Regions from separate parts of the Homo sapiens genome. Here region 1 is linked to region 2. A link is a contact called in ENCODE Hi-C or POLR2A ChIA-PET data. All regions are on one chromosome and are shown on one strand. The core of a region is the stretch at or near the end of the contact, and the rest is flanking DNA. Distances in the headings are between cores, read along the strand shown. Region 1 overlaps BMP7 (bone morphogenetic protein 7). Region 2 holds the start of BMP7-AS1 (BMP7 antisense RNA 1).

Region 1 (2,755 bases), core at 58-2,557, 34 kb after region 2:
GCTGGACTCTTGAAGGCTAGGATTCAATGTCGAACACCCACACAAAGGCTGCCCTTGGGGGTGTTAATTTAGGACAGGAAGGAGGGGGTTGCCATTCACATCCATACATAGTAACAGACCCAGAGTCAGGGTGGTGCCTAGGGAACGCAGCCCATCCCGAGGGCTGCAGACAACATTTCGTGGCGAGCGAGCTGAGAGCTCTGGGTCCAGTGGGTGCCCACGAGGCCAGGCTGGTCCGGAGAGGATGCTCTGGGCTGTGGGACCTGCAGGGGCAGAGGCCTGTGCTGTGGGGTTTCCTGGCGCCTTTGGGGAGTGGGGAGGAGGCTGTGGGGGCTGAAGCAGGGGAGGGGAGTGAGGGTGGGCGGGTCAGGCATTCTCTTGGGAGTCACGTCTTGAGTTTGAACTTCATGCCAAGCATGTTCAGAAGTCTTTGCAGAGATTCAAGCTGTGGTGTGGGGTGCAGGTGATAAGATCATTCTGGCTGCTCTAAGAAAGGTGAGGAACAGGGTGGGTGCCGAGGGGGTGCTCAGAGGCCGGAGACTCCTTAGAGGATGTGGCAGATCATCCAGGCAGGAAGTGTAGGCAAACTGCATCCCGGCAGAGACTTCCGTGTCTTGGAGCTCCATCGGGTGCACCTGGGTAATGAGGGGGAGAGGAACTAGGCATCGCGGGCTTAGAATTCACTCTGATTTTCCCCACCGCCTCCTCATCAAAGCCCCACCAAGTCTCCATTTACACAGCCCCCAGGACGGGGCTCTCACTGTTTCCCGTGGCAGAAATTCATTGCTGGGAACCTGCCTCCTTCCCGCGGATGGCTCGTGGCCCTGTTTGCAGCTCTTCTAAAACCTGCCTGGAAGTTAAGAAAAAAATAAAATAAAAATACCGAGGCCTGGGCCCCACCCTAGGCTTAGGCCAGAGTCCTTGAGTGTGAGTGTGTACGCCTGTGTGCCTGCCCCTTTGAATCGCTCGTCCCCCCGGTTTTGGGCTGGAGCCCTGCCGTGGAGCCACACAAGTTGAATCTCTCGGCAGCCCTGTGTGTGCTGGGGCGGGGGCACATGCTCCGGCACGCTACCCCACGCGGAGCTCGCTTTCCTGCCCGCCAGCCCCCTCCCCCGGGGCTTCACGTGCTCTTCAGATGGTGCGGTTTGGGGTTGAGAAACTGGGTCCCTGCACTTCCTTCTCCCCACCCACGTTTGGACCCAGCTCCCTGGTAAGCAGCCGCCTTTGCCAGATGACCCGTGGAGGCGGGAGCTGAGCCTAAGCACCAGTCCTGACTTGTCTGCGGCCCAAGCAGGGGGTTGAGGAGGTGGATGAATCCCGGTGCTGGCGTCAGGGCTGTCTCCTGCTCACTTTCTGTTGCTTGGGGGCGGGTGGGGCAGGCTTGGACGGACAGGGGAGCTGGGAGTCCCTCCTTCGTTTCCTTTCCTTGTTTTCCTGCTAATAAGTCCTAAGGATACACAGGAGCTCCGGCCACTTTCTGCTGGGACAGCCGTGATCAAAGAGCCCTGGAAGCACAGAGCAGGGTCTGGAGTCCCTGGTGGCAGGGCCAGTGCCCACGCCTCACTCGTACACCATAACTAGCTTCATGAGCTGTGCTCGGCCTTGGTCTGTTTGGCCTTGGGTTTGAACTAAGTTATGCCAAATGTCGTGGCTTTACTTTAAGACAGGGTTGGGGAAAGTAGCACTCAGGCCACTCCTTGTCCCTTCTGTGCTCATGACAGACATTGCTAATAGATCATGGCCTCTCCTGTGCTCATGACAGACATTGCTAATAGATCATGGGACTTCCTTCTGACGGAGCCTGAACACAGCTTCAGAATCCTCCTTGACTCAGGACACCAAGGAGTCAGCAATGTCCCTGGCTCGAGCTAGCAGCTTCACCTGACACATCCCTGAGCTGAGGGGATGTTCCTTCTCCTCCACCCTGCCTTCTACCCCCCCACAGGGAAGAGGGAGGAGGCTCGTGGAGGGGCATGGCTACCTGTGGCCCTGGGCATTGCCACAGCCATGAAGGCCATCTTAGGTTTCTGCTTGGCATCGTGTGCTCTAGAGGGCAGGCTGTAGAGTCCAGCTGTTTGGGCTCCTCCCAGATGGTTCCTTGACCTTGACCTTCCTGTGTTGAGGACACCCTGGCCCTGGGGAGGTTCCTGCTGCCCCAGAGCTGGTTCTCTCTCTCCCAGCCCTGCTACTCCCCCACGGAGGGTGGGGACCAGGGGCCTCTGGGCTCCCCCTGGCTGCCTCCATCCACTCTGAGCACCCCCTTGCAGCATTGAGCCTTGGGGCTGGTTCCAGCCACGCAGATCTTCCCTCCGCCCACACTGTCTGCTGACCCAGGCCCCAGCTTCCTCATTCCTTGCCAGGCTCAGTGCCTGCCTCTGATCCTCTATCCGATGCTACTCCAGCGGCCTCAGACATGGAGGGCGCCTCGTCCCCACTGCTCAGCATCGTCATGCAGGAATGCCTCGCCCTTGGATGCCTCCCCACCCTCCTATCTCACTTCCTTTTGGTTCTTACCCACATGTCACCTCCTCAGAAGAGCGCCTGCTGGCACCCGCGGCAGCATGCCCGCTCACTCCAGCTTCTCCTGCCTTGTTTTCCTCTGTAGCCCTCATCTCCATGTAAGTCATGTGCACTCACTTATCTATGACCCGCCTCTCGTTCTGGAAAAGCCCCTGAGTGGCAGGGCTTTGCTGTCTTACACCTGGGACTCATCTCATGCCTGCACACCAGGAAGCAGCCCCTAGCAATGGCTGAA
Region 2 (2,746 bases), core at 199-2,698:
CTAGGATGTGCAGCTGGGTGCCCATGGCCTGGGAGTGTGGGTGCCCAGTGGGACATAGAGTGGGCTGGGTGGGCTAAGGCCCCAGTGAACTGTGAGTCAGAGCCATTTCTGGAGCTACCTGAATAATCTGAAAAAGTATTTACCATTTCTCTTTTAATAATGTAAACTATTGGAAGTGAAACCAGAAAACCTTACTGGCCATAAGGATGCAGAGGATACCAGCACATTTGTCCAGCGTGCATCTGAGGCCTGCTTTGTGCTAAGCTGTGTGCCTGGTGGAGAGGCCGCTCCAGGGCTGAATAAAATAGGGCTGGTTCTTGCTGACAAAAAGCTTAAAACCTGGCAGGAAAAGAGGAGAACCCAAAAAACTATACAAACAAACTGAAACTCCAGCCCAGATGGCGCAGGGGAGAGGACTTGGGCTTGGAGCGTGTCCGACGTGGATGCACCATTAGGGCATCAGTGGACGCTTCCCTGGGATGCTCAAGAACAGGCAGGTGTGAGGGAGGTGAAAAGGCAGGGAACAGTGTTGCAGGCAGCGGAAACAGCATGTGTGAGGGGCTGTGGTGGGCTGGAGACTGGCACAGATGAGGAGGGCTGGGTGGGAGGAGGCTGTGGAGACAGGGGCCGGACCATCCAGGGCCTTACAGGTTGGATGACCTGGAGTTGACAATAATGCCTCCTCTCTCTCCCCAGTTTCTCGGTTTGGACTGTCAGTTCCATAGTCTTCTTTATCACAGAACACATTAGAGAGCTTTGGCTTTTTATCCTAAGAGCTGATAAAGGGTTTGAGGCAGGGAAGTTAATTGCTCAGCCCCTGCAAGCTGCTGGGGCAGGGGGAGTGCGGGGTGAGAAGAGTGGAAGGGGAACCCCCGGGTTCTCTGGGTGGTAGCTCTCCCTCCACCATCAAACCATCACCGTGCAGGGGTGACACTTTGCTGGAACAAGGCTCTGGGGTGGTTCCATTCACTACCTGCATATCTCTGAGCCTCAGTCTCCCACCTGTGAGAGGGGACAACAGTGCTCGCCTCTCAGGTACCATACGGTTCAGAGGGCTCGCTCCGCACCTTGTTCTAAGATGGTTCCATCTTGAGTTGGGGTCAGCTCACTGCAGCTGTGATCTTACTTTAGAGCCAAGGCAGCTTGAATCCCATGGTGGAAGATTCACACTGACATTGAGGTTTGCTCCAACCAGCTGCGAACCTTGAGTCTCTGGCTTTGCGCTGGCATCTTGAGCATATCTTTCCATTTAACTCATTCTCAGAACAATCCTCATGGCTACCTCCATTTTACAAACAAAAGAACCTGATGGACAGAGACTGACTTGCTCAGGGTTACTTCACTGAAATTTAACTCCAATTTTCCTCAACTCAGAGCCTGGAGCCCTACAGCCTACATCCCTGAGCACCCACTGTGGGACCCGAGGACCACTCTGGGGATTTCATCACAAAGAGGATTCCGGGCCTCTCACCCCCTGATTGTCTCTGCTGGTGGCTGTGTCTCTAATGAGGGAGAGCCTTCCATTTGTCGCTGTATTTCTCTTCCCTCTTGACCCCCAGCCTCTGTGATCCACACCTTGACACAAGTTTGAACGGCTCGTTACTGCGCTCCATTGCCGGAGCAGACATTTCTTTGCAGCAGGACTTTTCAGAGCCTTTAAAGAGCTAAGGTGCATTATGACATCTCTAAGGAGCAATGTGTCATGTGGTGCTTCCCAACCTCATTTCACCACAGAGCATTTTGGATTTTTGATCCTCTCATTTTCCTCTCTTAGCTATCCTATTAATAAGTTGCAGTTTTTGAGACCTTGATAAACTCCAAACCCTTTGTCTTGTGGATGGAGAAACTGAGGGCTAGAACATAAGGGCCACTGACTCGCCTTCTGACTGTGACAACGCTGGCCTCCGGGTGCTGGACGGGCATCTTCCTGACTTTCCCATGAGTGGCTGGGTTGGTGCTGTCTGCAGTCAGCTGGCCCTGCCCAGAGGGAGACAGACAGCCGTGGGGTGGGTGAGAGGGCCGTGGGTGGCCACCCGAGCTCTGTCTGGGGCAGGAGGATATTGTGCCTCTTTGTGTATTTTTCCACCTTACTCCCCAAAGCTTTAATTTTAGCCTTCCTGGATATGCACCGTCTTCAAGAAAGTGTATTTTTAAAAAGCCTTGGACCTCCCTGACTTCCTCTTCCCGTCTGGGGGATGCCAGGGACTGTTCTATGATTTGGCAGGAAAGCAGGGCATTCCCTGAAGCTGAGGTGGGGGAGCCTGGGGCCCGGGCTGAGTCCTCCCCAGCCTGCAGCTCAGAAGGGGCACCCCTTGGACCCGGGAGCTGGCTGCCAGGGTGGGGCCGGCTTCCTTCTGGGCTCCTTTGATCTCCTTCCCGGGCTTCCCTGCAGGCTGGGGTTGCTGCTGGGCTGACTCCAGGTGCACGGCGGGTTGCAGTTTCCCGGCCTGACTCACCGCAGCCGCAAGCCTGTGCTCCCTCCATGACATCATGCTAGCCTGGGAATGCTCTGGCCATGCTCGCTGGCTCGCTCTCTTGCTCCTTTTCTTCTGAGGAATATCCTTGCGGCCCAGCAACCGTTCACAACATGCAGGCCTTCAGAATGTCCGGCCTGCAGTTTTCCAAAGAGCAGCAGAGTGAGGCGAGGGCGAGGGTCAGACTAGGGGTCGGGGAGCGAGTCAGCTGGGTCTGCGAGTGGCAGAGCCCGTCATCTCCACTCCTGCTTAGAACTCCTCCCGGCTTCCCA

What was found. Hi-C counts contacts between places; a loop is a spot of excess contacts on that map. ChIA-PET counts read pairs that join two places held with the same protein, here RNA polymerase II (POLR2A). Pooled maps may share reads with other maps.
Region 1: a loop to region 2 is called in a pooled map, with 2.7 times the contacts of the local background. The contact joins the enhancer-like site here to the promoter of BMP7-AS1 in region 2. A Hi-C loop is called at or near these places in 1 of 168 maps with a recorded cell type or tissue (posterior vena cava) and 2 of 50 pooled maps. POLR2A ChIA-PET finds 5 or more read pairs at or near these places in 4 of 52 experiments (CD4-positive, alpha-beta T cell, H1, Panc1 and 1 more).

What each region holds. Positions count from the first base shown.
Region 1 is chr20:57,177,888-57,180,642 of GRCh38, reverse strand. All of the region lies in intron 4 of BMP7 (bone morphogenetic protein 7), which reads left to right. Among named protein-coding and RNA genes, the nearest start is that of BMP7-AS1, 34 kb to the left of the region's middle. Within about 2 kb of position 1,307, at least 2 of the 41 ENCODE cell types and tissues checked have a DNase peak (open chromatin) inside an H3K27ac peak, as active enhancers do.
Region 2 is chr20:57,212,398-57,215,143 of GRCh38, reverse strand. BMP7-AS1 (BMP7 antisense RNA 1) reads right to left here and starts at 1,448. Exons shown (of 4, transcript NR_110631.1): 1 at 1,068-1,448; 2 at 649-776; 3 at 196-339. The region is part of intron 2 of BMP7 (bone morphogenetic protein 7); the gene reads left to right.